Linked DNA regions of Homo sapiens: region 1 is linked to region 2. A link is a loop called in an ENCODE intact Hi-C map of the cell type or tissue named here. Cell type or tissue: heart left ventricle. All regions are shown on one strand. Links, peaks and the distances in the headings refer to the core of each region. The heading gives the core; the rest is flanking DNA.

Region 1 (15,332 bases), core at 8,389-10,888, 230 kb after region 2:
TCCGGGACCATGAGAGTGCTTTATTGACCTTTATATCTTCCATAGAACTTAACACAAAGCCTTATACAGAGAGTGACCATATGTTCTGTTTATGCCTCTTGTCCCAGTGCAGTAATTAACTGTGCCCCTTTCACTCTTAAAAGTATCCCATTTTGGACAATAAATTATGTGGTCACCCTACTTATACAGATGAGGACCCAGCTTCCTCATCTGTCAAATGAGGGTTACTTCATGAGGCTACCGAGGATTAAATGAGATACCAAATGTAACAGTACCTGGCATGTAATTTTCAACAAGTTCAATATTGCTAGCATAATCAAGACCAGCCTTCCACTCAAACCCCCGTTACTGCTGGAAATGTCCCAAGTCAGAAGGTGGGGGCAAGGCAGGAAGAGAAAACCACTAAAATGGCAGACTTAGTTTAGCTTCCCTCCAAACTAATCCTCCAAGGGCCACCACCCAGGGCTGGGCAGTGAAAGGACCAGGATCACAGTAGCTCCTGAGGAGTGGACCACCCGGCCGCCTTGCTCTCCTGGTGCCCCTTCCTCCTGGTCTTAGGCTTCACACACTGACCCAGCCCCTCAGCTACTGCTCCATCCTCAACTCCTGGAGGCAGACACCACCCACCAGGCTTCCTCAGGCCATTTCCCTCGGCGGGCGGGTGTAGGGGGGTGGTGACTTTCCAAAGTGACTGAGCCCTGTCCTGATGGCCGGGTAATGCTGTCTGGTGGGCACTAGTACATCTTCCTGTGCCTCTTGTGACAGAAATGCCAAAAACAAACAAAACAAAAAACCCGCAGCCCCTCATCGCCATGAGAGGAGGGGATTCTGGAGGCCACCATTTAATAGCTCTCAAGTGCTTTTCAAGCATTAAATCATGCCATCCTCATGACAACTCAATGAGGCAGACACCATTACTCCCATTTTGCTCATCAACAAACTGAGTCATAGAAAGCTAAGTAATTTTCCCAAGGTCACATAGCTAATAAGTAGCAGAGTCATGAAAGCTCTAGAATAGGAGCTAAGAAAACTGGATTCCACTGGGGACACGCCGCAAATTACTAGCCTAATGGCCAGGAAGGAGGCCTTAACTTATCTCAATTTGACTTCTATTATTTGTCAAGAAGCTGTGCTACTTCACCAATGGACCTGCTGTGAGTATCGAGTGAGATAGGGCAGGTGAAATCACTGTACAGGTGTTTACTATTATGATGCCCTGGCAACATCCTCCATCGTTGTGTTTCTGAGAGCTGGACCCAGTATGGAGGAGGAGAATCCTGGTACCCTGCTGTTCTTTCCTCCCTTGGGCCCTGCACACTCTGGCTCAAGGTAAAGGAGGAATTACTCTAAAGCAGTGGTTTTCCAAGTCTGATCTCTGGGCCAGCAGCACCAGCAGTATCTGGGAGCTAGTTAGAAATGCAAATTCTCAAGCGTCACCCCAGACTCACGAAATCAGAACCATTAGGGGAGGGGCCTGGCCATCTGCATTTTAACAAGGCTTCCAGGTGCTTCTGAGGCATGCTTAATTTTCAGAACCGCTAGGCTAGAGTATCCCTGGACAGATAACAACCTGGGCCTCTCTCACCCTGGTGGGCCTGAGGCAGGACCCAGCATTGGCCAGAAGACCCAGGCCGTGAGGGCCACTGCCCCAAAGATGAAAAGCTCCCAATAAAACCCAGACCTACATGGCTGCACTGATCAAAATACAATAAAGAAGAAAGTGAGAAATCTGACAAAAAGAAAACGCAGCTTCAGTGGGGGTCAAAATACAACAATCTTCTGTGGGAGATGAGAAGCATAAAAGGGACGTTAGATGTTCAAAGAACCAAATGTCACAACGACAAAAAATACAAGAATAAAGACAAAGTGTGGATATCAATGCCACATGGGCCTCAGTCTAATGATGGCAGTTGCAGGGAACAGCAGCCCCCCCAGGACTAGAGCCTGCTTTCCCCCGCCCCCAACACGACAGCCTATATAAATAGAGTCTTGAGGAAAAAATTACCAGCAATTAGTCATGAATCTGCTTGCTGGAATGAGGAGAAACTTGTGGAAAGTCACCAGAGGCTCTGGTGGGAAAAGCTCAGCTAAGGAGGCCACGCAGACAGGGCAAGAGCAAGACGACTAAGGGAGAAGGCCTGTGGGGTGTTCCTGCAACCTTTGATGCCTTCCAAGTCTTAACCTGGAAGGGAAAATGAAGGGCCTGGCCACTGGGCTATAACGAGCTCCAAACTGGGCCCACATCCAAGTCGGAAGTCCTTTAATGTGTGCTTGGGCTGGAGGTGGGGCAGGTGAATGAGGAGGAAGAGTCAGCATAGCAGGCCCTGCCCTGGGTTGCAGGTACCTTGGGGGGATGAGGCGGTAGAGCACAGCTTCTGACCACAGTGCCTCCACCACAGAAAGCCTGTGCCACACAGGTCCTCCCCTGGCCCCTGGGGAATATGCTTCAGAAGCAGTGACAGCAGCAGGCTCAGCGTTTCCATTCAAGAGGTCTGCTGAAAATGACCCTGTTTCAGGACCAAAGTGATGAGGAGGGAGGACCTCTCTTGCCCCGATGAATTTCTCAACTCATCTCCATCGACAGAGGAATCTCAGTGTGCTGTGTTCCCCACCGCCTCTGCCTGAGCGCCCTGCCCCTGCCCGTCCCCATCTTCATCTGGCCAGTTCCTACTGCAAGAACCCTTCAGACACGATCTCCTCAGAGAAACACTCGCTGACCTCCTGACCCTCACAGGGCCCCTGCTATGCATTCCTGGGGCCCTCCTTCTTTCCATCCTCTTAACAGACCTGACAAGATCAGCTTCCCCTCCTAAACCATGAACTCTCTCAAGGACCTGGACTGTGCCTTGTTGTCTGTTCAACTGTGACCTCACTCTAGATGGTAGAGCCCAATGCCCAGCATGCAATTAACAGGAGCTGCCTGCAGACACAAGGCTGGCTCTGTGTCCCCTCCCAGCTGAGACACTGAGCCCCAGCACTAGGCACGTGGATGGGTTGGGCACATGACCTCCCTCCCTTTCTGAGCACCTTGCCCATTCCAAGAGCTCACGGAATCAGACTCCGCGACTGCCCTGAGTTCTGACTTCTCTCCCCATCTCCCTGCACTTTGATTCTCTTGACCATGGGTCCTCCTCACTGCATATCCCCTGCCTGCTTGAGAAAAGGGATGCAGCCCAGATGGTCAATAACCCCCTGAGGTCCTCCTCCTAGGAATGTCTGTATTTGCTCACAAAGAGAAGTTTATATATATAAAACCAAGAAACAAATTTCTAATGGTATTAATTGAATTTTAGGCAGTAGCAGAAAGAAAAAAAGATTTGGGAAGCAGGGAGTTTCACTTGATTCCTGAAATCACCTCTAGTAGGTAATGCCCACCTCTGCTGTGTCTAAGATCAGCCCTGACTCAATCTTAGGATTAGGCACCGCCTGCCAGCCATGGCAGGACAGTCCACAGATATGTCCCCAGGTGGCCACTGTCACCTCCTTTCAGCCTGACCTCAGCTGGCTGTCCTCCTTGACAACAGTCCTCTCTGGCTGAAGACTGGAAACTGTAGGCTAGAGCTCCTGCTTTCCTTTCTGGGACTCTAACACAGTACCAGCCCAACTTTCCATGCCTCTGTCAGGTCAGCATGGTATCAGAGATGGCTGTTTGGCCACTCTCCTCCTGCAATAATACTCCACGCTCCACCAACCCCTGTTCCATCTGAGAGCCACTCACAGTCAGCTCTGCCCGAGGTCCCTGATAGATTGGCTGGTGCCAAGGATCCATTGAGGAGATGGCACAGAGCCACACAGGGGAGCAACAACATTGGAAGAGGGCAAGGTCAAGTTGACAAATACCATATACGATCAGAAAGAATTGCATGAACCGCAGTGGCATAATGTAGCATAACAGATGGATAATTAGATTTATTCTAAGAGCTGTAAAAGTAAGTAATTAAATAAAAATATGGAACAATGAATCTGCCACAGAGAGACATCTAACAGCCTCACAAGGGCCTTGCAGCTGGCACGAGCAGCCTGGGAAGGAAGCAGTGGGCAAGGAACCTCTAACACTGCCCTGATGTTTTAGGCACAATAAATTTAGCACCAGCTCACACTGGGCACAAGGGGACAGCTTGATCTCAGAGGGGGATAATCACACCCATGGCTGCAACAGTACTGTGCCCTGGGAGTATGGCCTCTTGTCTGCATCTGGAAGACAGCAGCCTGAGGTATTCCGATAAATGCCCCACCACTGGCATGTTTGGAAAGGCCCCTGCAAAGCAAGACTGGCAGATTGTATTTATCTTTGCAGAAGCAGAGGCAGAGAGGAAGGGAGATGAAAATGTATGCACAGATGACAGGATTCACTGCCACCAACAAAGGCAGGCTGGGAGACCCAGGTTCAGGTCTCCACTCTCCTCCCAAAGGATGGTGGCAGATGGTGAGGGTACAGTTACCACATAAGAAACACAAGGCAAGCACCCAATGTGTGCAAAGCAAAGTGTTAGGTACAGGATTTCACCAGGGAAGCAGCTTCCCTGGACATGACATTAGCTATTTGGAAGCAAACAGATCAGTTGGAAGTTGTTTTGTATTAGTTAGGACTCTGTTTTTAAGGGACCAAAATGAAATTCAGAGGAATTTGAATTCCTTTGAATTCCTTCCTCATCTATGGAAAAGAGAGTGTACTGGGTCCCATTATGAAGAGGCATGACAAAGGTAAAAAGCACAGCTGGGTCCAGAGGCTTAAGTAATGTGCCAAGGCCCTCTCTCAGCCTGCACCTCTAGGCTTTGCTTCTCTCCAGTTTTCTCCCTGTAAACAGCCAATCCCAGCATAAAGGTAACTACATCCTCCCAAGTGGTATAGAATTCCAGGGAAGATCCTGGCCAACATGGGGAAACCGTCTCTATAAAAATACAAAAATTAGCTGGGTGTGGCGATGCGCACCTGTAGTCCCAGCTACTAGGGAGGCTGAGGCAGGAGAATAGCTTGAACCTGGGAGGGGGAGGTTGCAGTGGGCCAAAATTGTGGTGAGCCAAGATTGCGCCACTGCACTCCAGCCTGGGCAACAAAGAGCAAAACTCAAAAAAAAAAAAAGAATTCCAGAGAAGAACTTTGATTGGTCCTGCTTGTGTGACACACACACCCCTGGACCAATTACTGTCCAGATGGAAGTGATACTGTGAGTGGCAAGTCTAGATCACATGACCAGCCCTAACTGGGAAGGGAACAGGTGGGGCATAAAGATTAACAGCCTCACCACACCATGTGGCACTGGTGAAGAGATTCCCAAAGGAAAGGAAGTATTATTTTCCAAAGAGGAGAACAGAATGTGTTGAGAGACCAAAAACAACATAAATCAAGAGCCTTCATAGCCCACCACATTGTTTTATACCACCCCAGGCCAAGATACTAGATGATAATTGACTATCTGGGGCTGGAATGGGAGGTGGCCAAGTCTATTAACAGTCTGGTTGGAGATTTGTTTGCAGAGATCCCATGTGACCTACCGGCTTGAAATGCTCCAAAGGCCCTGCTGCTTGTACTTCTAAAAGCAGCCCATCCTTGTAGACCTGCCCCTGAGACCATGCACAGGACTTTTTCTACTTCAAACAGCTCCACTTAGGAAATCTACACAGCACTAAAAGCATAGTGAGGAGTTCCCCCAGCAGCCAACTCTTTGCAGGGTTTTCTCACCAACTAACTTGAATCTTCTTCTCAGAGCACAGACCATAAAGATTAACTCCCCTGAACCTGGAAACCTCAGCACCTTTGACGGGGGTCAAGAGCGGGGATGAGGCTCAGCCCAGAGTTGCTCCCCATTCACACCAATGGTTTCACAGGATAGCTCTCTATTCCAATATACCCCTACATCCTGGAGAGGGAGGGAAACTCAGCATAATAGCTGCAAAAGTAGAAAACTTCCCACATCCCCAGCACCACAAAAGCTGCCACTTTGCTCAATGCCTAGCACAAAGGGCTCACAGTGGGGCTCTCCCCACAACCTGGCTTGAAGGAAGAGAGGTCCTTGGCCTTTCCTCACCTCCAGGGCCCACGGCACACTCTTCTAACATCCTCACTGGGCTCCAACCAACAGGCTCAGTCATCTCTCTGGCTAAATATCAAAGCAGCTTCCCTTCTCAAGCGTGTCCAAAACTCAGGTCTCCTTCAGGCCACACAGATGACACCCTCCAAAAGCCCAGAATGAGCTCTGTAGGGTCCCTGGGGAGAGCTGAGACATAGGAGGCCTCGTTGTTCCAAGGCCAGCTGGGGATAAGGGTTATGGGGACCTTTGGAAGCCAGATCCAGCAGGAGAATCATGAGGCTTCAGTTCCTGAGCTCTGCACATTCTTAAGTGATTCCGTTGACTTCACCAACAACCTGGGGCCCGCCGAAAGCAGTGGTGCTAGCCAACATCTGGTCACCAAGTTCTTTCTGCCACCATTACTTGTCCACTGAGCCTGTCCCTAGAAATGCAGAAAGACAAAGCTCAGCTCCCATGTGGAGTACTTAAATGCTCTAGCCATGCCTGGTACTCACAGCCACATTTGAAGGTCTGGTTCAACGCAGCCATGCTGGGTCCAGATGTAAGAACCTCAAGCTGGGCTAAAAAGCAGCTTTCCCATGGGTGAACCCTCTGGCTCAGAGCTCCTCAGGCTGGCTCTGCTGCTGCTCCACACATGCCACAATTTACTACAGCTGTTAAGAGCCCCAGAGACAAGAAAGCTCCTCCTTCCCACTTGTTCCCTGCCCTTCTTCAGCACAGGCTGGAACCAAGCACCAGCCAAACCTGGAGAGAACCTCAGAAACTATGACCCCACCCCACAAACTGAGCTCACACAATTTTTCTTGAGCCACAAACTAATTTTTGTTAATCCCAGAGAAACAGTTCAAACAGCAACTAACCTTTTTCTTCCTTCACAACTATTAAACTTGGACAAATACCTCAAAATAGTACATGAACCAAGAGTTTAATCCTTCTCCCCAGAGGCAAAGAGAGGACTATGTGGGTAACATGAGGGTAAAACCCTGGGTCCACCAAGTCCAGGACAAACGGGTCCTGGGTCCTCAGGCAAGGGGGACAGAGGGGCAATAAGAGCAGAAGGGAGGACAACCCAGGGCTGAGGCCCCAGTGATGGGGGTAGAGAAGCCCTTGTTCAGTCCCAGCATGGAGCTGAGGCTGGCCACAGTATTCCTACAGTACAGCAGGAGCGACACCTGCCTGCCACCTGGCTGAAGGGATCTGGGCAAACTGATGAGTCCACCCCCAAGCCCAAGCCAATTAAAGGTTATCCTTATACAATTAAAGGTTGTGTAACATATGTAACAAACCTGCGCGTTGTGCACAGGTACCCTAGAACTTGAAGTATTTAAAAAAAAAAAAAAAAAAAAAAGGTTGTGTAAGAATAAAGTGGCCCAGAGAATGATCATGAATGCTAAAACACAGAATCCAAAGGGCTCATGCCAGAAAACCCAACAGCAACTTCTGTGTCTTATTTTATAATAAGTAATTTAAATAATTATAAATCATGTAAGTTCATGGTAAAGAAAAAAAAAATCAAGCAGTATAGAAGAGTGCAAAATAGAAAGGAAAAGTCCCTGTTTCTCAGACCATCAGAGGTAAGAGCAGAGTTTTTTCTTTTTTCTTTTGAGACAGGGTCTCGCCCTGTCACCCAAGCTGGAGTACAGTGGTGTGATCACAGCTCACTACATCCCTGAGCTCCCAGGCTCAACTGATCCTCCTGTTGCAGCTTCCTATGTAGCTGGGACTAGACATATGCCACTGCACCTGACTAAATTTTTTTTTAATATAGAGCTGAGGTCTCACTATGTTACCCTCAAACTTCTGGGCTCAAGTGATCTTCCCGCCTCCCAGAATGCTGGGACTACAAGTGTGAGCCACCGTGTCCAGCCTTGACTAATTTGTTGTTGTGATTGTAGAGACTAAGTCCCACTATGTTGCCCAGGCTGGTCTCAAACTCCAGGCTCAAGTGATCCTCCTGCCTCAGCCTCCCAAAGTTCTAGGACTACAGGCATGAGCCATCACGCCCGGCCCAGATTTTTATATCACATATTTAAAAATATATGTGCAATATAAATTTATATATAAATCTTTACCCATTTACTTTTTATATGAATGGATCACGCTTCTACACATGCTATTTTCAATGTAGAGACCCTACTCTCCAGAAAGAAGAGGCTCCTCAGGTCTCTCCGTGCACCCCTTGATATCAAATTGAGCAGCAAACAGAAGAGAACAGGGGTGGCTGGTCATATTTTAAAAGACTCCAGGATACACTAACATTCCAGAACCAAAAGCTAAATCCAAAGAGCTCCTCAGGAAAGCGTGAACTCGGCTGCAACGGGGTCTCTCTCTACAGGCCAGGGAGAGGGAAGGCAGCCTTTATAAACCGTTCCTCTTGGGCTCTCCTGCCTGTGGCTGTTAGCTTCACCTCCCCCAACTTGCCATCTGAGGGCCTTCATTCTTCACTGTCATGCCTGTCACCACCTCTGTCCTCCCCCTTTGGGCCTGCTCTACAGCCTCCGCACTGCTCTGAAACATCACCACTGGCAGGACTGTGCAACTGAGAACAACAGGAGATGACCTCACGGCCTTTACATTCTAATGCCAGCTCCCAATTACTTGTACTGTTGAATAATTGAAAGAGGAGAATAATCCACTCAGCTGATTTGGGAAGCCAGCCAGGCACACAGATTATCTCAGAGTGAATTATTCACACTAGGGATAATTGGGAGTTGCCCAAACTTCTATTTGTAGTTCAGGCATCACGTGGAAGAACATTCGGTATGGAAAGTATGAAAGCTGGAGAGGGAAGGAGCCCCTGTTTCCGGGCCTGGGTTTCCTTTATGTTGCTTGGGAAGTCAATGCTCCTCTCTCGGTCTCACTCAGAGTCGGTGAGCACAATGATGATGATGATATTAACATTAACAATATTTTAGTGACAGCTCTTGCTGTATTTCCTTACAATGTGCTGTGTTCTGTGCTATGAGCTTCATGTGTATCATCCTACATTATCTCATTTAATCCTCACATGAGTCTGTGAAGCACCACTGTCTTCTTCATCTCTGAGCTGAGGAAGCTGAGGCTTAGGTTAAGTAACTTGCCCAGAGATATACAGCAACAAGCTGTATGTCCATCCATAGACCAGGATCTTACTCAAGAAGTTCTTTTGCCACACACCTCTTACCTCTCCCACTTTTAAGAGTCTTCCTTACACAAGACATAAAACTGTAAAGGATAAAAACACCCCATTTTTAGTATAATACTGTCTACTCTCATCTTGAAATTACTGGATTTCAAGGTAAGAAAAATGGCTCCCTCCTCTGAAGGTTGGCAAGAAGCCTATAGGAAGGGGCTGGTCAGCTGGTCAATCCATTTCGAGAAATCCAGTGTCTGGAAGCACAAGCCACTGGCAGACTTCCAGAAGAGCTCAGCCTTCTCTCATGATCAAAGACTCAAAAATGAAACCACTGTCCTCCCCCTGACACGCCACCACTTCAGCCAAGAGGCAGCTACTGAGCTGGGCAGCTCAGCACCGTGAGGCCAGAGCATGGGGGAAGGGCATAGGCTCAGTGAGCTGCAAGGAACACCTGCCTCAGACAAGGGTCCATGAGGTGACTGACTGTCCCTGCATGTGTGGGGTCTCCTTCCACAGTGCCTAGGACAGAGTCCCCAGATACTAGGTGTGGTGCCAGTCTCCAGCACGGTCACCGGCGATCCCCACCAGCGATCCCAGCCTTTGTGTTGGTGCCTCCCACATTAACTATAGATGATCTATGTGACCAAAAGAATAAAGAGGAAGTGATGATGTCGAATTCTAAGGCTAGGCCACAAAAAGAACTGAAGTTTCCATCTTGCTGTCCTATGTTGTTCACTCTGGGGGAAGCCATGGGGAGACCTGCACAGCCCTGTGGAGAAACTCACAGAGAGAGAAACCGAGGCCTCTCACCAACAACTGGCACCAACCAGCCAGGCGTGTAAACTGGAAGCAGATTCTCATACCCAGTCAACACCCTGCCTACATTTCCAAATTCCTGACCCAAAGAAACAGAAAAATAATAAACTATTACTGTTGTTTTAACCCACTACATCTGAGAATAATTTGTTATACAACAACACATAGCTAATAAACTGGACAAGAGGGAAAAGAGCTGCTTCACAGCATTGTTTCCAGAAGTGTGACGTATCCATAGAAGAACCAAACCTGGTGTCAGGGCCAGAGGCCACCAAAGGCCCTGACTAAGCCCCTAAGGTCTTAGAACACTATATGAGAAAAAACAATGACCTTCACGGCCCAGATATTCCAGCCCTCCAGTCAAGGAAAAGCTTGCAGAAAATATTCACGATGCCCATACCTCTGCCTCCAGTCAGGATGACAATAACAACAATATTAGAAGCTACCATTACTGAATGCTTACTATGTGCCCGGTGCATGCTCAGTATTCTTATATTACCTCTCTTTTTTTTTTTTTTTTTTTTGAGGCGGAGTCTCACTCTGTCACCCAGACTGGAATGCAGTGGCACGATCTCAGCTTACTGCAACCTCTGCCTCCTGGGTTCAAGTGATTCTCCTGCTTCAGCCTCCCAAGTAGCTGGGATTACAGGCACGCGCCACCATACCTGGCTAATTTTTTGTATTTTTAGTAGAGACGGGGTTTTGCCATGTTGGCCAGGCTGGTCTCAAACCCCTGAGCTCAGGAGATCCACCCGCCTCAGCCTCCCAAAGTGCTAGGATTAACAGACTTGAGCCACCACGCAGGCCATTACCTCCCTTATTCTTCATTGCAATCCTCAGAGGAAGCACATAGTAGGGACTCAATAAATATTTGCTAAATGAGTAAATAAACCACCATTAGGAGTTCGTCTCTATAACTGATCTATGTCCTTTTGGTATAATTTCAACTTTCTATATTACGTATTACTTTAACGTTTGAAAAGCTTACACTGAGAATGTATTACTTAAATAGAGGAAACAATATATATGAAATTAAAAAAAAAATTTGTAGGGCAAGCAAAGCTCTAATCATTATGTGCCATCCATCACGTTTCCCAGAGAAGTGCACCTCCATCCTGAGCTGACTCTCTGAGAGCTTCTCACACATCCTGAGCTTCTCACACAGCTTCTCAAGAGCTACCTGGATCCACTAGAAAGCCCATTCACACAGCACCCTGTGTTGCTTGACCCTCCAGATTGTCCTCCAACTCAGAGGAAGGAAGTAGGTATGCTGCTAGCTGGTGGAAGTGGCAGGATTGCTCTACTCGTCTCAGGACCAGGTGCCATGGCCAAAGACAGCCCCAGCAATTGAAAATCAGGCAGACATCACGGTCCTGAGTCTGGACAGCCACAATCTTATGATGAGAGTAGCCACAAACATGGAGAGACATGAAGCTTTCTGACTCTATATCCTAATCTGGGGAACAATAATCTTCCCAGTTATGAAGCACTATCATGGCCATCAGATCTACCACCCAAAATCCTGATGAGAGGAGGTGACTTGAACTAGATACCAGGAAGAGCTTCCTACTATCAGAGATTTAAGATAACAAGGTAGGCAGTGCTGTAGTCTGAAACCATGAAGAGTTCCTTCTCTCCCGCAAAGCAATCAGAGGAATCTTTTTTTTTTCCTCCTTTTTTTCTTTTTGACACTAGGTCTTGCTCTGTCACCCAGGCTGGAGCACAGTGGTGCAATCATAGCTCACTGCAGCCTCAAACTCTTGGACTCAAGCAATCTACCTCCCTCGGCCTCCCAAAGTGCTGGGATTACAGGTGTGAGCCACTGAGCCAAGCCAGGGGATCATTTTTAAAATGTAAATCAGATCTTGTTACTCCCTTAATTAAATGGCACCAGTGGCTTCCTGCTACCCTTAGAATAAAATCCAAATTTAGTTCACCTAGGTCTCTAGGTGCACTGCCAACTTCGCCAACCTCACCTCTTCTTAGTCTTTCTTTAGCTCACTCCATTCCAGCCACACTCACCTTCTGGCTGCTTCCTCAACTGGCCAAGCTTGTCCCTACCTCAGGACCCTTGCAACGGCTATTCCTGCTGCCTGGAAAACCCTTGGCCTAATGTACATATGGCTGACTCAATCTATATTTGAGTTGAGGCCAGAATGACATCTCTTTGGAAAAGTCTCTGTAACTAACTCATCTAAAGAACCTTATATCATCCTATTTTATTTTCTTCATAACACGTTACTGACTTAAAAATGCTTTATTGAGGTAAAATTCACATACCACACAATTCACCCATTTAAAGTGTACAACTCAATAGCTTTTTGTGTATTCACAGAGTTGTGCAACATATCACAATTTTAAGGCATTTTCATTGCCCCCCCATACCTATTACTAGTGCCCCCCGCAACTCTCCCCAACCCCCACTCCCTCAGCACTAGGCCCTACAGATTTGAATATTCCAGACATTCCACAGAGATGGAATCATCCAGTATGTGGTGCTTTGTGACTAGCTTTTTTCACTCTGACTTTTTAAAAGTTTCATCCATTCATAACATGTATCAGTACTTCATTTCTTTTTATTGCTAAATATTCCATTGTATGGATATACTACATTATATTTACCCATTTCTCAGTCAACAGATACTTGGGTTGTTTCCACTTTTTGGCTGTTATGAATATTGAGGCTATGCACATTCATGTACAAGTTTTTGTGTGGAATATGGTTTCACTTCTCTTGGGTACACACCTAGCATTGGAATTGCTGGATCACATGATAACTCTATGTTTAACTATTTGAAGAACTAGTAGTGTTTTTCAAAATGGTTGGATCAATTTACATTTCCACTAGCAGTATATGAGGGTCCCAATTTCTCCACATCCTTGTCAACACTTGTTATTATCTATCTTTTTGAGTATACAGTGTTCTCTCATTGTGGTTGGGTTTGCATTTTCCTGGGAGTTAATGATGTTGAGCATCATTTCCTGTACTTACTGCACATTTGCATTATCTTGTCTGGACAGCTGTCCATTCAGATCCTTTGCCTATTTTTTAATTGGGTTGTCTTTTTATTGTTGAATTGTAGGAGTTTTTAATTACGTTGTTTTCTGTTGCTGAGTTGCAAACATTCTTTAGGTATTCTAGATAAAAAGTCCCTTACCAGATATATGACTTGTAAAAATTTTCTCCCATTCGGTGGTTTTCCTTTTCACTTTCTTGATGGTATCCTTTGAAGCACAAGAGTATTTAATTTAATTTAATTTTATTTTATTTTTTTTTTGAGAAGGAGTCTCGCTCTGTCGCCAGGCTGGAGTGCAGTGCATGATCTCGGCTCACTGAAACCTCTGCCTCCCGGGTTCAAGCGATTCTCCTGCCTCAGCCTCTCAAGTAGCTGGGATAACAGGAGTGCACCACCACGCCCAGCTAATTTCTGTATTTTTAGTAGAGACGGGGTTTCACCATGTTGGCCAGGCTGGTCTCGATCTCCTGACCTCATGATCTGCCCGCCTTGGCCTCCCAAAGTGCTGGGATTACAGGCGTGAGCCACAGCACCCAGCCAAGAGTATTTAATTTTGATGACATACTGACTGACTAAAAAATCAACTTCTGACATGTAAAAAGAAACACCTATCTGTCTTGTTCACCACCACATCCTCAGTCTAGCAAAATGCCTGGCACATAATAGGTAGTCATGACTTTTTTAAATAATTTTTTTTCGAGACAGGGTCTCACTCTGTCACACAGGCTGGAGTGCAGTGGCGTGATCTCGACTTACTGCAGCCTCTGCCTCCCAGGCTCAAGTGATCCTCCCACCTCAGCCTCCTAAGTAGCTGGGACTACCAGCACAAGTCACCATACCCGGCTAATTCATATTTTTTAATGAATGTATGAATTTTTAGGGCCAGAGGAGATGAGTGTTGGGATGGGCTATGAGAGAGGGCTCCTTGCCAGGAGGCAGGGGTGAACACAGTGATATCTGGAATCATTTCTGTCTAGAGGAGCTGTAAAGAGTGAGAGAATGCGGTCTTCCACAAGAGCATGGGGGCAGTGTTAGATGCAACACTCCTGAGAAGTGAACGGCATCATCAATAACAAACTCCCTGACTGAAATGCTCAGGTAGTCATCCTGTCTTTTCAGCCACCCGGGTGAGCAAAAGACAGAACAATGGCTCAGGAATGGGGACAACTCAGGCAAAAGGGCCTAGTCACAGGGGTGAGGTTCTTTCCAGAATCCTCAGCACACAGCAACACCCCCAAAGGGGGCTCTAGGCTCTTGCTTTACAAAAACCGCTAGGGGCCTGTGTGTCAGCATGGCTGACAGGAAGCGGTTATACTGAGGAAAAAGAGATGAAGTCAAAAGATAAAGTTGACAGATATTAGGGTTGTTTCCACATTTTGCCTATGAACTTGCCTCTTCTAGCCTTTGCCAAGAACAATGAAATAAGAAGTCTGAAGAGCTGAATGTCCATGCCAGGGTGCTTCATCAAAGCACCTCAGGGATCCTAGACTTGACTGCCGAGAGGAGGCATTTTAGTCAGGCAAAGAGGTTGGAGGTGTGGTATGGGTGCTTAAAGTTGGCTAAGTGCTAAAAAAGGTGGACAGTTTGGACAACCAGTCTATGAGTCCCATGGCAGGGAAGGAGGTAACCTAAGAGACAAGCAGGGGTCCAAAAGAGAGGTCTGGAAACTCATCAGTTGCAGCATCAAGAAAGGTATTCAAAGGCAAGGGCCCTTGCCCTTCCATCCCAGACTTCCACTGTGTCACTTTTCATGAGGGAAAGGAAGGAGGGCACAGTGAGTTTTAGAGGCACATGCATGCACACACACATATATGGAGTTGCCTCTGGGAATGTAAATAAATATTCATGAACAGCTCAGTGTATGAAAAGCAAGGACAGAGGATGAAAAATGGTGCCAATTAGAAAGAAAGGGTGGTATCTATTTTTAAAGTGGCTGAATAAACAGTAAAGGATTGCTTGCTAAAAATACTGTGCTTGACCCCCTCCCCAGTGGCAGAGTCCCTCTCCTGTGCTTGGTAACAACAGGCAAACTCTCCTCCCAGTGTGGCAGGTCTAATGCTGCCATGGCAGCCTCATGTTCTTATGAGAGGTTCACCCTGGGCCAGGTATGGTGGCTCTCGCCTGTAATCCCAGCACTTAGGGAGGCCGAGGCAGGCGGATCACTTGAGGTCAGGGGTTTGAGACTAGCCTGGCCAACATGGAGAAACCCCATTTCTATAAAAGATACAAAAATTTGCTGGCTCTGGTGGCGCATACTTGTAATCCCAGCTACTTGAGAGGCTGAGAGGCTGAGGCAGGAGAATCGCTTGAACCCAGGTGGCGGAGGTTGCAGCAAGCCAAGATCACGTCACT
Region 2 (15,332 bases), core at 6,901-9,400:
CCGAGGTGGGCGGATCACGAGGTCAGGAGATCGAGACCATCCTGGCCAACATGGTGAAACCCTATCCCTACTAAAATACAAAAAAAAAATTAGCCAAGTGTGGTGGCGTGAGCCTGTAGTCCCAGCTACTCAGGAGGCCGAGGCAGGGGAATTGCTTGAACCTGGGAGGCGGAGGTTGCAGTGAGCCGAGATCGCGCCACTGCACTCCAGCCTGGTGACAGAGCAAGACTCTGTCTCAAAAAAAATAAAATAAAAAATAAAGAAATATGAAGCATTTAGCACAGAGCCTGGCATACATCAAAGACTTAGTAAATATGAACTATTATTATTTTTACTCATCGAGTGTGTTAATTATTGTATGAGCAAATGAATTAATAAGTTTTAGGTATACATGACTTTGTTTTCTGCTCAGGCTTATATTAGGTATCAGTGATTCTCAACTCCGGCTGCACATTAGAATCACCCAGGGAGATTTTTTAAAATGCTAAGTTCCTACTGAAGAACAATTGAATCTGAGTCCTGGGGGTGGTGCCTGAGTATCATATTTTTTAAAAGCTCTCCAGGTGATTCTTGTGTGCTGCCAGAGTTGAGAATTACTGGGCTCTACAGAAATGAGGAAATCCTCTGATGTTAACTAAACCAACAGACAAAACTAGGGTGGGCAGGCCTCCCCTGCTTTTCTCCCACTCATCTGAAAATAAACTGAAAGGCAACCAGGGCCATCAGGCATTGGCTAACCCTGATGTGGCCCACACTTTGGTTTTACCTTTTGTTTTTACTGACTCTTGTCTAAATCTAACTCCTTTTGCTGGCTTTCCTCAGGCTAAACCAAGAGTCCCTTTAACTTTTTCTATGGAACTTAATTGGCGGAGGGGGTGCTCACCACTTCGTGGCCACGAGTAAAGATTTTCCAATCTTCATTACAAAGCTGCCAAGTCAGCTCTTGTCTTCATCATTCCGACATCTTTACTCATTTTAGTTCTACCTTTCTTTTTTTGTTTTGTTTTTTTTTGTTTTTTGTGATGGGGTCCCCTCTATTGCCCAGGCTGGGGGAGTGCAGTGGCGCCATCCTGGCTCACTACAACCTCCGCCTCCCAGGTTCAAGTGATTTCTGCCTCAGCCTCCTGAGTAGCTAGGACTACAGACGTGCGCCACCACTCCCAGCTAATTTTTGTTTGTTTGTTTGTTTAGTAGAGACAGGCTTTCACCATGTTAGCCAGGGTGGTCTGGAACTCCCGCCCTCAAGTGGTCTGCCTGCTTCCACCTCCCAAAGTGCTGGGATTACAGGCATGAACCATCTTACCCGGCCAGCCGGCCTGCCTGCCTGCCTGCCTTCCTTCCTTCCTTCCTTCCTTCTTCCCTCCCTTCCTCTTCCTCTCTCTCTCTCTCTCTCTCTCTCTCTCTCTCTCTCTCTCTCTCTCTCTCTTTCTTTCTTTCTTTCTTTCTGACAGAGTCTTGGTCTGTTACCCAGGCTGGAGTGCAGTGACGGGGTTTCACCTTGTTAGCCAGGATGGTCTCAGTCTCCTGACCTCGTGATCCACCCGCCTCAGCCTCCCAAACTGCTGGGATTACAGACTTGTGGAGGCCAGGCACTGTGGCTCACGCCTGTAGTCCCAGAACTTTGGGAGGTGGAGGAGGGCAGATCACTTGAGGTTGGGAATTTGAGACCAGCCATGGTGACACCATGTCTCTACTAAAAATACAAAAATTAGCTGGGTGTGGTGGCGCGCACCTGTAATCCCAGCAACTCAGGAGCCTGAGGCATGAGCATCGCTTGAACCCTGGAGGTGGAGGTTGCAGTGAGCTGAGATAGCATTACTGCACTCCAGCCTGGGCAACAAACAGAGTGAGACTTTGTCTCAAAAAAAAAAAAAAAGTTGTGGAGTACCTTTCTTAGGGGTTTGGAGTGCCTCAAATGAGACAATATCCAGGAAAGTGCTTTTTAAACTGTGAAGCTATTTACCAGCATGATAATGAAACAATTATGACAGGTAGGTAAATAATAACAAAGTCCTCATGATGTAGAGAATCTCTAAAATGATCTTTGATAGGGTTTTTGTTTTGTTTTTTCCTTAATATTCTTGGCACAGCCTTAAATTTGGTGGGTATGGGCATTATGTTCGGCAACCTAAAGTAAGTTGAAATCTAAAGTTTCAACCCAAATGCCATCAATTGAAATCAGTGACCAAGTCCTTGGCTTTAATGACACTTGATTTTTCTCCTACGTCTATAGCCCATATTCTTTCAGCAAATATTTTTAAAGTGCATTTTATGTTTCAGGCCCTGTGTTAAATTATGGGAGCAAAGAAATCAAAAAATGAGACAAGTTCTTGTCCTTATGGAGCTCCTCCTAATGGAGGAGGCAGAAAATAAACCAGCAGGCAAACAAGACAATTCTAGAGCAGAACAAGTGCTATAAAGAACAAAAATGCAGTGATGTGGTAGAGAGAGACTGGGGTGTTTGAGGTGTGGTCAGGAAAGGCCTCTCTGACCAGATGATATAGAAACTGGCCCTCAGTCGGGCGCGGTGGCTCATGCCTGTAATCCCGCACTTTGGGAGGCTGAGGTGGGCAGATAACGAGGTCAGGAGATCGAGACCATCCTGGCTAACACGGTGAAACCCCATCTCTACTAAAAATAAAAAAAATTAGCCGGGCATGGTGGCAGGTGCCTATAGTCCCAGCTGCTCGGAAGGCTGAGGCAGGAGAATGGCATGAACCCAGGAGGTGGAGCTTGCAGTGAGCTGAGATCACGCCACTGCACTCCAGCCTGGGTGACAGAATGAGACTCCGTCTCAAAAAAAAAAAAAAAAAAAAAAAGGAAAGAAACTGGCCCTCAGGAATGAGAAGGAGCCAGGCTGGTGAAGAGTTAAGGCAAAGAGATTTCCAAGTAGAGAGTACAACAAATGGAAAGATCCTGATGTGGGAAAGGAATTGATGCATTTTAGGCAAAAAGGAGGGCTCTGGTGTTGCAGAGGGCAACACAGTCTCCTGTTTTGGTTTCTCTTTCTCTTAAATGTTGGGTCTGGACCTTCATGCTTTCCTAGCACACATTCTCTAAGTGCAGGTGACTTACACATCTTTCTCTCCACACTGGGTCTTTCCTGAGCTCACGTCTGGATATTTCCCTGTCTATAGAACATTTCCTCATATATGTTTGGTAGGCACTGAAACTAAGCATGACCAAAAATAACTGTCTGCATGACTCTCCACCCACTTCCCCACAAGCTTTACCTCCAGGGCTCTTTCTCTATCTCTCTGGGTAAATGGCACCACTATTTCCTCACTGATCAAATCAGAAACCTGAAGATGATTCTTGACTTCTCCTTTCCCAGAACCTCCATATCCAATCCATCGGCAAGGCCTAGGCTCCTCTGTTCTTCTGCGTAGCTCCCAAATCTATCCACTTCTTTCCATCCCCACGACACTTACATACTATATACTACACTATGTACTCTAAACCATCTAATCTGTTTTAAAGACCCCTCTGCTCTACTCTACTCCCCTCCCCTCCCTTTGTTTAACTACTGGAACATTTGCTGTGTATCCTCACAGACTTAACTACTCATTAATTCAACTGAGTTCCTGTTAACTGCCAGGCACTGCTTTAGGTGCTAGAGTTATAACAGTGAGCAGAGGCCGGGCATAGTGGCCTATGTCTGTAATCCCAGCACTTTGGGAGGCCGAGGTGGGAAGATTCTTCAGGTCAGCAGTTTGAGACCAGGCTGGCCAACATAGTGAAACCCTGTCTCTACGAAAAATACAAAAATTAGCCGGGTGTGGTGTTGCATGCCTGTAATCCCAGTTACTTGGGAGGTTGAGGCAAGAGAATTGCTTGAACCCGGGCGGCGGTGGTTGCAGTGAGCTGAGATCGCACCACTGCATTCCAGCCTGGGTGACAGAGTAAGACTCCATATCAAAAAACAAAACAAAACCAGTGAGCAGAAGAGAAAATATCTGCTTTAATGAATCTTACATTTTATTGAGGGAAGACAGACAATAAATAAATAACCATACAATGTGTTAGGTCAGCAGTCTCCAACCTTTTTGGCACCAGGGACTGGTTTTGTGGGAGCAGGGGGAATGGTTTTGGGATGAAACTGTTCCACCTCAGATCATCAGGCATTACAGGCATTAGATTCTCATAAGGAGCCCACAGCCTAGTTCACAATAGCATTCATGCTCCTACGAACATCTAATGCCGCCGTGATCTGGCAGGAGGTGGAGCTCAGACCTTAATGCTTCCTCACTTGCTGCTCACCTCCTGCTGGGCAGCCTGGTTCCTGGCAGGCCACAGACCTGTACCAGTCTGTTGCCTGGGGTTTGGGGACCCGTGTTAGGTGGTTGTAAGTGCTCTGAAGTACATTAGGGTAAGGGAATGAAATGGGGAGGAGGAAAGGGAAATGGGTGCTGGTTTTATTTTATTTCTTTAAATTTTGAGACAGGCTCTCACTCTGTTGCCCAGGCTGGAGTGCAGTAGTGCAATCATAGCTCACTGCAGCCGTGACCTTCTGTGCTCAAGTGATCCTCCTGCCTCAGCCTCCTGTGTAGCTGGGACTACAAGTGTATGCCATCACACTTAGCTAATTCTTAAATTTTTCATAGAGACAATTTCTTGCTATGTTGCTCAGGCTGGTCTCAAACTCTTGAGCTCAAGTGATTCTCCCACTTTGGCCTCCCATAGTGCTGGGATTATAAGCATGAGCCTCTGTGACTGGCTGCTGGTGCTATTTTACAGAGTGGTCAGGGAAAGCCTGTTGGACAACGTGACATTTGGGCAGAGATCTGGGTGATGGAGTGACTAAGGGCTATCAGAGGGATGACCATTCCAAGCAGAGAGAACTGGAAAGGTAAAGGCCCTGAGGTCTGAGGGTGCTTGATGCCTTACAGGAATGTCTAGACCACAACGTGGGCTTGAATGGAAAGATAGAGAGAAAAAGCCAAAGACGGGTCTGAGATGACTGGGTGAGATCAAATAAATTTTATTCAGAGTGAGATGGGAAGCACTGGAGGGTGATTTTTTTTTTCCTTTACTTTCCAACTTTTATTTTTGGTTCAGAGGGTACATGTGCATGGATAAATTAATTGTATGTCATGGGGGTTTGGTGTAAAGATTATTTTGTCACCCAGGTAATAAGCGTAGTAAGCCATAGGTAGTTTTTCGATCCTCACGCTCCTCCCACCCTCCGCTCTCAAGTAGGCCCAGGTGTCTTCGGTTTTCTCCTTTGTATCCACGCGTACTCAGTGTTTCTGGAGGGGTTCTGAATAGAGTGGTGTGTTTTCAATGGCTCTGCCACTATGAGAAAAGAGCATTAAGATAATATGTATATGCTGTTCAAACGTAAATGCAATATTATGTGCATTGCTTCACTATCTTCTTTCTTCCAAAGTGAATTTTTTTAAAAAACAAAATATGATCCTGTCATCCTTTGTTTAGAATCCTTTGTGGTTCTCCATTCCCCTAAGGGTCAAGTCTAAACTCTCACCAAGCCCTCCCGAGTCTGGCCTCTACCTACCTCAGCAGCTCCCAAATCACAGAAAGTTTTTCCTAGATGGGACTCGGGGCCTTCAACCTTCCTTGTTCCCTTGGTCTAAAATGAAGTTATTTCCTTCCCTCCCCATCTACCTTGTCAACATCGTGCCAAGCACTATTCTAGGCACCAGGGATACAGCACTGAACAAAATAGACAAAAACTCTAGCCCTTGTGTGGCTGAAATTCTAACAGGAATAAGACAGAAGAAAAGCAATAAATTATATACCATATATGACTATTTTAAATTTTAAATATGTATTAAATATATATTTTTAAAATATGATTTTATATATCAGGAGGGTGATATAAGCTAAGGAAAACACTGAACAAGGAAGAGGGGGGTGAGATGTTGAGAAACGGGTTGCAATTCTGAATAAGGTGGCCAAGCGGAAGCCTCACTGAGAAGGTGCCTGGCAGAGGTGAGGGAGCAAGTCAGGCAGCTATTTGGAGGAGAGCATTCCAGGCAGGAAGCAAACGCCCTAAGGCAAGAGCCTACTTGATAGCAAAGAGGACACTGTGTCAGAGAAGAGTATCGGGGCAAGTGAGGCCCTTATAAGGCCCTCACTTCTCTGTACTTTGAGTGAGATGGGAGCCACTGGAGGGTCTGGGTGGAGCAGGAGTGACATGCTTGGACTTTTTTTTTTTTTTTAGACGGAGTCTCGCTCTGTCGCCCAGGCTGGAGTGCAGTGGTGCGATCTGGGCTCACTGCAAGATCTGCCTCCCTGGTTCACGCCATTTTCCTGCCTCAGCCTCCCAAGTAGCTGGGACTACAGGTGCCCGCCACCACGCCTGGCTAATTTTTTGTATTTTAGTAGAGACGGGGTTTCACCGTGTTAGCCAGGATGGTCTCCATCTCCTGACCTCGTGATCCGCCCGCCTCAGCCTTCCAAAGTGCTAGGATTACAGGCATGAGCCACTGTGCCTGGCCACTTGGACTTACTTTCTAACAAGATCACTCAGGCTGCTGAACTTAAACTAGACTGAGGGAGGCAAGTGCAGAAGTAGGGAGACCAGTTGGGCTCCCCTGGCAAAATTGAGGCTAAGAGATGATGGTGGCTTGATTCAGGATGGTAACAATGGTGATAGTAAAAAGTTAGTGGCTTCTGGGCCTGGTGCGTTGGCTCATGCCTGTAATCCCCGCACTTTGGGAGGCCGAGGTGGGTGGATTGCTTGAGGTTAGGAGTTCGAGACCAGCCTGGCCAACACAGCGAAACCCCGTCTCTACTGAAAAAAATACAAAAATTGCTGGGTGTGGTGGCGGGCACCTGTAATCCCAGCTAATCGGGAGGTTGAGGCAGGAGAACTGCTTGAACCTGGGAGGTGGAGGTTGCAGTGAGCCGAGATTGCGCCACTGCACTCCAGCCTGGGTGACAGAGTGAGACTCCGTCTCAAAAAAAAAAAAAAAAAAGTTAGTGGGTTCTGACTCTATTTCGAAGGCAGAAGTACAGGGTCTAAGGAATCAGATTTGAAATGCATGCAAGAAATAAAATAGCCAAGGATAACGCCAAGGTTTTTGGCCTCAGCCATGGCCAAAATGAGAGGATGGAGTTGCCATCTAAGGAAATTAAGAAAACTATGGGATAAGTAGGTTTGGACAGTGGTATTAGGAAATCAGTTTTGGACATACAGACATATAAAGTTTGAGATGGGCTGGGCATGGTGGCTCATGCCATTTAATTTCTGTAATCCTTTGGGAGGCCAAGGCAGGAGGATCACTTGAGCTCGGAGTTTGAGACCTGCCTGGGGAAGATAGCAAGACCTCATCTCTACTAAAAAAAAAAAAAAAAAAAAAAAAAGCTGTGCGTGGCAGCACATACCTGTAGTCCCAGCTACTTGGGAGGCTGAGGATCATTTGAGTCTGGGAGATCAAGGCTTCATTGAGCTATGATCAAACCACTGTATTCCAACCTAGGTGATGGAGTGAGACCCTGGCTCAAAAATAAGATAAAGTTTGAGATGCCTAGATGCCTATTGGCTATCTAAGTGGAAACATCAAGTAGGGAGCTGGATAAGTGAGCTGCAAATTCAGGGGAAAGGTTCAGGTTAGGGATATATACCTGGAGTTGTCAGCATATTTCAAGTCAAAAGACTGGCATCAATGGGTTAATGACAGCTATTAGTAGAAAAAGAAGTCCAAGGACAGAGCCCTGGGACACTTTAACAGAAATTTATAACTTCAGGCTGGAGTGCACTGCAAACTCCGCCTCTCGGGTTCAAGTGATTCTCCTACCTCAGCCTCTGGAGTAGCTGGGATTATAGGCATGTGCCACCACACCCAGCTAATTTTTTTTTTTTTTTTTTTTTGAGACAGAGTTTTGCTCTTGTCGCCCAGGCTGGGGTGCAATGGTGTGATCTTGGCTCACTGAAACCTCTGCCTACCAGGTTCAAGCGATTTTCCTGCCTCAGCCTCCCAAGTAGCTGGGACTACAGGCATGTACCACTATGCCCAGCTAACTTTGTATTTTTAAGGAGATGGGGTTTCACCATGTCTGGTCTCGAACTCCTGACCTCAGGTAATCTGCACACCTCTGCCTCCCAAAGTGCTGGGATTACAGGCATGAGCCACCACGCCTGGCCATAATTTTTGTATTTTTAGTAGAGATGGGGTTTCACCATGTTGTTCAGGCTGGTCTCGAACTCCCAACCTTGGGTGATCCACCCGCCTCGGCCTCCCAAAGTGCTGGGATTACAGGTGTGAGCCACCGCACCCAGCCAAAGTTTTTAACTTTTTTTGATCTCAAGACTCCTTTACACTATAAAAAATTTGAAGATCTCAAAGAACTCTTGCTTATGAAAGTTTTATCTATCAATATTTACTATAGGCCTGGCAGGGTGGCTCACACCTGTAATCTCAACACTTTGGGAGGCTGAGGCAGCAGGATCACTGAGGCTTGGAGTTCAAAACCAGCTTGGTCAACAGAGTGAGACCCCTGTTTCTACAAAAGAAAAATTTAAAAATTAACCACACGTGGTGGTGTGCATCTGTAGTCCCAGCTACTGGGGAGGCTGAGGTGGAAGGATTGCTTGCACCTGGGAGATCAAGGCTACACTGAGCTATGATAGCACCACTGCACTCCAGCCTGGGCAACAGAGCAAGACCCTGTATTAGAAATTAAAATAAACAATTTCAAAATATTTATTAATTCATTAAAAAATAACAATAGCAAGTCCATTACATCTTATCAATAAATAACATTTTTGAAAAGAAAAATAACCATGTTTTCTAAAACAAAAGAAAAATTCAGGGAGAACTGTTGTTGTTTTGCATTTTTACAAATCTCTATCTGACTTAATAAAAGATAGCTGGATTCTCATATGTGCTTTCACATTGCATGTGATGCCACATCATACATCATTTAGCCTGTGGAATACTCTACTGTACACCCGGGAGAAAATGAGCATAAAAAAGCAAATGATATTTTAGAATTATTGTGAAAATAGTTTTTACCACATTACTCCCTGAAAAGTTATCAGTGATGTCCAGACTATACTTTGAGAATCCCTGCTCTAACATTTAGAGGTTAGGAGGAATTAGAAGTCATCATCAATGGAGACTAAGAAGCTTAGCCAGGAAGGCTGGATGGAAATCAGGAAAGCCTGGTGCCCTGGAGGCCCAATGAAGAAAGTGTTTCAAGGAGGAGAGTGACCAAATGCTGCTGATTGTACAAGTCAACTGAGGAAGGACGGACCATTGGATTTTGCAACGTGGAGGCCATCAGGGACCTTCATAAAAGCAGTTTTGGTGGAAAGGCGAATGCTAAAGCCAGACTGGAGATGAGTCACCACATAAAGGTCACTTCTCAGGTCTCCGAATCCCAGGGTAGTTAATTTACCCACAAACCTACATGTATCTCTCCCCTATCTTCACACTTGCCTTTCTTTTTTCCTGGTTTACGTGTGTGCCTGTGTGTGTGTGTGTGTGTGTGTGTGTGTGTGTATTGACACAGGGTCTCAATCTGTTGCTCAGGCTGGAGTGCAGTGGTGCAATCTCGCCTCACATCAAACTCCACCTCCCTGGCTCAAGTGATCCTCCCACCTCAGCCCTCTCCACATAGCTGGGACTACAGGTGCATGCCACCACACCCAGCTAATTTTTGTATCCTTTGTAAAGACAGGGTTTTGCCATGTTGTGCAGGCTGGTCTCCAACTCCTGAACGCAAACGATCCTCCGCCTCAGCCTCCCAGAATGCTGGAATTACCGGCATGAGCCACCGTGCCCAGTCAGTTTACCTGTTTTAGTATCTGTCTTCATCATTACCTTTAAGTGGTGTGAAAACAGGGATCAAGTCAGTCTCAGTTTTTATTCACTTCCTCAGCACACAGCAAGTGCCTGGGATATAGAGAATGCTCCAGCCTTCCCTGGTAAGCTTTTCACGATTTCTCAGGAGTAGGAAACTGACTCTCTTTAGGCACACTGCAAATCTCTCATATCTTCCTGTCACCTTACCCTTCTTTTCCCAAAACAAACCCTGTAATTTCATCTTCAGGGTCCCATGCTTAGAGAGATCCCATGCTGGCTGGGCGCAGTGGCTCACACCTGTAATCCCAGCACTTTGGGAGGCTGAGGCAGGCAGATCACAAGGTCAAGAGATTGAGACCATCCTGGCCAACATGCTGAAACCCCATCTCTACTAAAAATACAAAAATTAGTTGGGCGTGGTGGCAGGCGCCTGTAGTCCCAGCTACTTGGGAGGCTGAGGCAGGAGAATCGCTTGAACCCAGGAGGCGGAGGTTGTAGTGAACCGAGATCACACCACTGCACTCCAGCCTGGTGACAGAGCAAGACTCCGTCTCAAAAATAAATAAATAAATAAATAAAAATAAAAAAATAATAATAATAAAGAAAGAGCCCATGCTTGGTTTAATACTCTGCTGTTGCTGTCTTAAAATGGTTAATAGTTTTTGAACAAGGGGCCTTAAAATTAAGAATCTTGTCCCGAGTGAAATGATGAATATACAAAGTTATGGAGCATAATCCTTTAACTCTGTCTCTTGTTACTTTATCCAAATACTTTATTGACTGATTACTATTGTGTTAGGCTGTTCTTGCACTGCTAAAAAGAAATACCTGAGACTGTGTAATTTATAAAGAAAAAACAGGCCGGGTGCGGTGGCTTATGCCTGTATCCCAGCACTTTGGGAGGCTGAGGCAGGCGGATCACCTGAGGTCAAGAGTTCGAGACCAGCCTGGCCAACACGGTAAAACTCCGTCTCTACTGAAAATACAAAAATTAGCCGGGCGTGGTGGTGTGCACCTGTAATCCCAGCTACTTGGTAAGCTGAGGCAGGAGAATCGTTTGAATCCAGGAGGTAGAGGTTGCAGTCTGGGTGACAAAAGTGAAACTCCGTCACACACAGACACACACACACAAAAAAAAAAAAAAAAGAAAAGAAAAAAGAAAAAACGTTTAATTGGCTCATGGTTCTGCAGGCTGTATAAGCAAGGCCTGGGCATCTGCTCTACTTTCTGGAGAGGCCTCAGGGAACTTTTACTCATGGTGGAAGGTGAAGCTGGAGCAGGCACATTACATGCTGAAAGCAGGAGCAGGAGGGGGCTGAGGTGCCACATCTTTTTGTTTTTGAGACAGGGTCTCACTCCGTTGCCCAGGCTGGAGTGTAGTGGCACAATCATGGCTCACTGCAGCCTCAATCTCCCCAGGCTCAGGTGATCTTCCCACCTGAGCCCCCCAGGTAGCTGGGACTACAGGCACACACCACCATGCCTGGCTTTTTTTTTTTTTTTGAGACAGACTTTTGCTTTTGTTGCCAAGGTTGGAGTGTAATGGCGTGATCTCGGCTCCACCTCTGCCTCCCAGGTTCAAATGATTCTCCTGCCTCAGCGTCCCGAGTAGCTGGGATTACAGGCACATGCCACCATGCCCTGCTAATTTTGTACTTTTAGTAGAGATGGGGTTTCACCATGTTGCCCCAGGCTGGTCTTGAACTCCTGACCTCAGATGATCTGCCCGCTTTGGCCTCCTGAAGTGCTGGGACTATAGGCGTGAGCCACGGTGCCCAGCCTGCTTGGCTAATTTTTTTGTATTTTTTTGTAGAGATGGGTTTTTACCATGTTGCCCAGGCTGGTCTCGAACTCCTGGGCTCAAGCTATCCGCCCACCTTGGCTTCTCAAAAGTGTTGGGATTACAGGTGTGAGCCACTGTGCCTGGCCGGTGCTACACTTTAAAACGACTACATTTCATGAGAATTCCCTTAGTACCTGGAGGACAGCACCAAGCCATGAGGGATCCTCCTCTATTACCCAAATGCCTCCCACCAGCCCCACCTCCAACACTGGGGATTACATTTCAATGTGAGATTTGGGCAGGGACAAATATCCAAAATATATGAATTATGTTCTGAGTTAGCCAGGTGAAGTAGAGGGACGCCAAAGCCACTCTAGGCAGAGGAGACTACAGGAGCAAAGACCCTGCAGCCAGAAACAGGACAGGGGTAGTTGGACAAGAATGACCTTGTCAGGGTTTGCCTTTTTCTTTTTCTTTTTGAGACAGAGTCTCACTGTGTTGCCCAGGCTGGAGTGCAGTGGTGCAGTCATGGTTCACTGCAGCCTTGAACTCCCAGGCTCAAGCGATCCTCCCACCTCAGCCTCCCAAGTAGCTGGGACTACAGGTAGGTGCCACTACACCCAGCTATGTTTTTGTATTTTTTTGTAGACAAGGGTTCTATCATTTTGCCCAGGCTGGTCTCCTGAGCTCATGTGATCCACCCATCTTGGCCTCCCAAAGTGCTGGGATTACTTGTGTGAGCCACTGTGCCCATCCTCTTTTTCTTAAAGGTTGTTCTCTCCCCACTTCATGGTCCTATTGCCCTTTGTCAGCATCTGTTAACTAGCACAGGCCCACAGTACTTTGAATTACAGTGGGCACATTCACCCACAGATGTTCACTAGGCACTCCCTAGGGGATGGGCAATGTGCTGGGTGCTGCAGGAGATACAGCTCCTGCTTTCCAGAAGTTTATATTCCCTTGGGGGAGAGGGAGATGTGAGGAGTAGAGGGTAAACACGGTAAGGGCAGGTCTCCCTAGCACCCTGCTCTCTATTCAGCACAAGGCCAGCAGTGGACATCGTCGTCTTGCATTATTCAGGTTTATAGGCCAATACTGAAATCTATCTTATTCATCATCCCGTGAGCAGGGGAAACATCATTAGGGTTTTCTATACCAGGATGATAGTGAGCATGTAGTAGTTTTTGTTTTTTTGTGTTGTTTGTTTGCTTTGTAATTTTGTTTTCTTTTGTTTTTGGAGTATTCACTATGAAGATAAGAAAGGGTAAGAATAAAATGCCCCAAATGACCAGAGGAATAGAGATAGAAGTCAGGTCCCTCAAATTTGTTGGAGGAGGGGGACAAGCTGGGAGGGGGGACGTGCTGGGGGCGGGGCGGGAACAAGCCCAAAAAGGGACAGCTGCTGCGGTGCCTCTTTTGTGTTTGTAAATGTCCTCCCCGCAAGGTGGCTCTAGCCTGTAATCCCAGCACTTTGGGAGGCTGAGGAGGATTTCTTGAGCCCATGAGTTTGAGACCAGCCTGGCAACATAGTGAGACTCTGTGTCTGTAGTTCCAGCTACTCCGGAGGCTGAGGTGGGAGGGTCGGTTGTCCAGGGATTTGAGGCTGCAGTGGGCCGTGATCGCGACACTCCACCCCAGCCTGGGCGACAGAGGGAGACCCCGTCTTAAAAAAAAAAAAAAGTCCTTGATCAAGAGGGCTTCGGGTGTTTCCATCTGTGGAGTGAGGGGACGGGTTAGGTGAATTCTAGGGGCGCTTCCACCTCACATTATGAAAGGTCCTGAGAGTCAGATTCTAGTTCCACTGTGTCCCGAAGCTGTGGGGCCTTTCCTTAGCCTCCGCTTCTCCTTCTGTAAAGCCAGGTAGTTGGCCTAGATCACTTTTCCAGAAGACTGTGACTCCGGGACACCTGTGACACTCTTGAGGGGAGCGTGCCCAGTACCCCTGGTCGCGTCTCTGGGATTCCGCCGGGGTGGGGGCCCGCGCGAGGCCGCCCCTGAGCCTCACCTGTGCGCGGAGCGGTGACTCACCTGCCCTCGCGCAGCCCTCTCCGCCCGCGGGCTGTTCCAGGAGTCACCGCTCCTCCTCCCTCTCAGGGGTCACTCCCGGCCTAAGCTCCCACTAGGGGCCGGGGAGGAAGGAATTCTGAGGTGGGCGGCGGGGAGGAAGAGGTCCCTCGGGGGTCCCGGTCCGGCGTTGCCAGACTCTCTTCGCGGTGGGGGCCTTCCCTTTCCCCAAAAGCGGAGGCCGGAACGGCCGGGAGGAGCGGGCGGGGCGGCGGCGGGAGGCGCCGGGAAGAGCGAGTCGGAGGGAGGTGCCAGGAAGGGCGGGCGGGGCCGGGACAGGGGCGGGGGCCGCGGGCGGGGGGCGGGCCGGGGGCGGGGGCGTGGGGCGGCCCATTTCCTCCTCCTAGCCGGACTGGAGGGAGACAAAGCAGCGCCCGTCTGCTTCGGGCCTCTGGAATTTAGCGCTCGCCCAGCTAGCCGCAGGTAACTTCGTACCTCCCTCCTCGCGGGCGCGGTCTCTCGGGCCAGGCCGAGAGGGTCCTTGGGCCGGGCCGTCCCAAGCTGGGCCCCGCGAGCCGCGGGCGGGCGAGCGGGCGGGGCGCGGTTTCTTTGGCGACGTCGCCGGGAATTGGGCCCCGGGCGGGCGTGGGACCCGCGTCGGGCCGGCGGTCCCTTCCCCCGCAGGGCCCGAGTATGGGGCCCGGGCGGGCACGGCCGGCGCTTCCCAGCGCTCGGGAAGTCGGGGGGCCGCCTGGGCTGGGGAGGAGAAACTATAGGCCCAGCGCCGCCGCCGCGTTTCCTCTTGGAAAAGTTTTCTCGCGGTTTCCAAACTTTGTTACCGCGGCCTCGGCGCGCGCGGCAGCCCCGCGCCGGGCCCCTCGGCCGCCTTCCTTCCCTGGGGCGGCTTGTCTGGGAGCCGCTTTCCCGGGAAGTGATTGTCGTCCGGCTCCGAGGCGTTCCTGCCCCCTCCCCCTTCCCGGCCGCTGAGACTTCCCGATGGGGCGGCGGGGACGCGGGCTCGGCGAACCGGGAGGCTGGAGCCCGGGCTTCTCCCATACAGCTTCGCCGTAGGTGGGCCACACCCGTGTGGACTTTTGGCGTGACCGTCCACTTGGACTCGGGGATTACTCAGCTTTCCTGGGTTTCTTGTCGGTTGGACGCACTTAGCTTTCAGCCCTAGTTTTCAGGAGTGGCATTAGAGAGGTTTTTTTTTTTTTTTAATTGTTGTTGACTTTTAAAGGAGCGTGTGTGTGCGTGCGAGTGTGAAGCACTTGTTGGAAAAAATGTTGCCTGAATGAATGCCTGACCTTTGCTTGGCAGCAGTGGCTTCCCAGTAATGCAGGCGGCGGTTGGCCCAGTTCCAAGGTTGACTCCCTCTTACGTCCTCTTGCATCTTGGTGACATTTTTTTGGTGCGTGTGTTTTGTACAGAATTTACAATTATTTGGAAAAGAGCGAGATATGTCAAGTCTACGACTAAATTCGGGGCATTTTATATTTATGATGAAGGAAATGCTTACATCATTGTTGGGACAGGATAGGCATTTTGTGGAGCGAATATTTGTGTTTAGTCAGCAGTGATTTTTAAATACTGGACAGGTGGGTGTTACTTTAAGGAACGGAATTTATAAATCGAATTAATTAGGATGTGTTATTTTGTTTTACAGGAAGAATGAAGAATGAGTGTAGGAGTTACCTATAGTTTCTGCCTAATTATTTACCAATCTGGACTTTTGAACAAACATTTTTTTTAAAGACGGGGTCTCCGTCGCC

The links. Hi-C counts contacts between places; a loop is a spot of excess contacts. Peaks named below come from ENCODE experiments on the same cell type or tissue, not always from the same donor. Only the 100,000 strongest peaks of a DNase experiment are listed, where the experiment ranks them.
Region 1: a loop joins it to region 2, with 5 times the contacts of the local background. A loop is called at or near these places in 2 of 110 quality-filtered maps.

The regions. Positions count from the first base shown.
Region 1 is chr5:138,965,844-138,981,175 of GRCh38, forward strand. All of the region lies in intron 7 of SIL1 (SIL1 nucleotide exchange factor), which reads right to left. It overlaps LOC124901079 (a long non-coding RNA gene), which reads left to right. Exons shown (of 2, transcript XR_007058954.1): 2 at 1-10,096. Among named protein-coding and RNA genes, the nearest start is that of LRRTM2, 98 kb to the left of the region's middle. In heart left ventricle, for the core only: no CTCF peak of the experiment used is centred there; DNase peaks (open chromatin) are centred at 8,508, 9,488 and 9,710; H3K27ac peaks cover 1,880 bases.
Region 2 is chr5:138,739,468-138,754,799 of GRCh38, forward strand. It overlaps CTNNA1-AS1 (CTNNA1 antisense RNA 1), which reads right to left and starts at 14,457. Exons shown (of 2, transcript NR_134244.1): 1 at 14,056-14,457; 2 at 4,963-5,295. CTNNA1 (catenin alpha 1) reads left to right here and starts at 13,958. Exons shown (of 18, transcript NM_001903.5): 1 at 13,958-14,043. RefSeq lists enhancers at 3,006-3,305, 13,991-14,558, 14,559-15,125 and a silencer at 13,848-14,287. In heart left ventricle, for the core only: no CTCF peak of the experiment used is centred there; no DNase peak of the experiment used is centred there.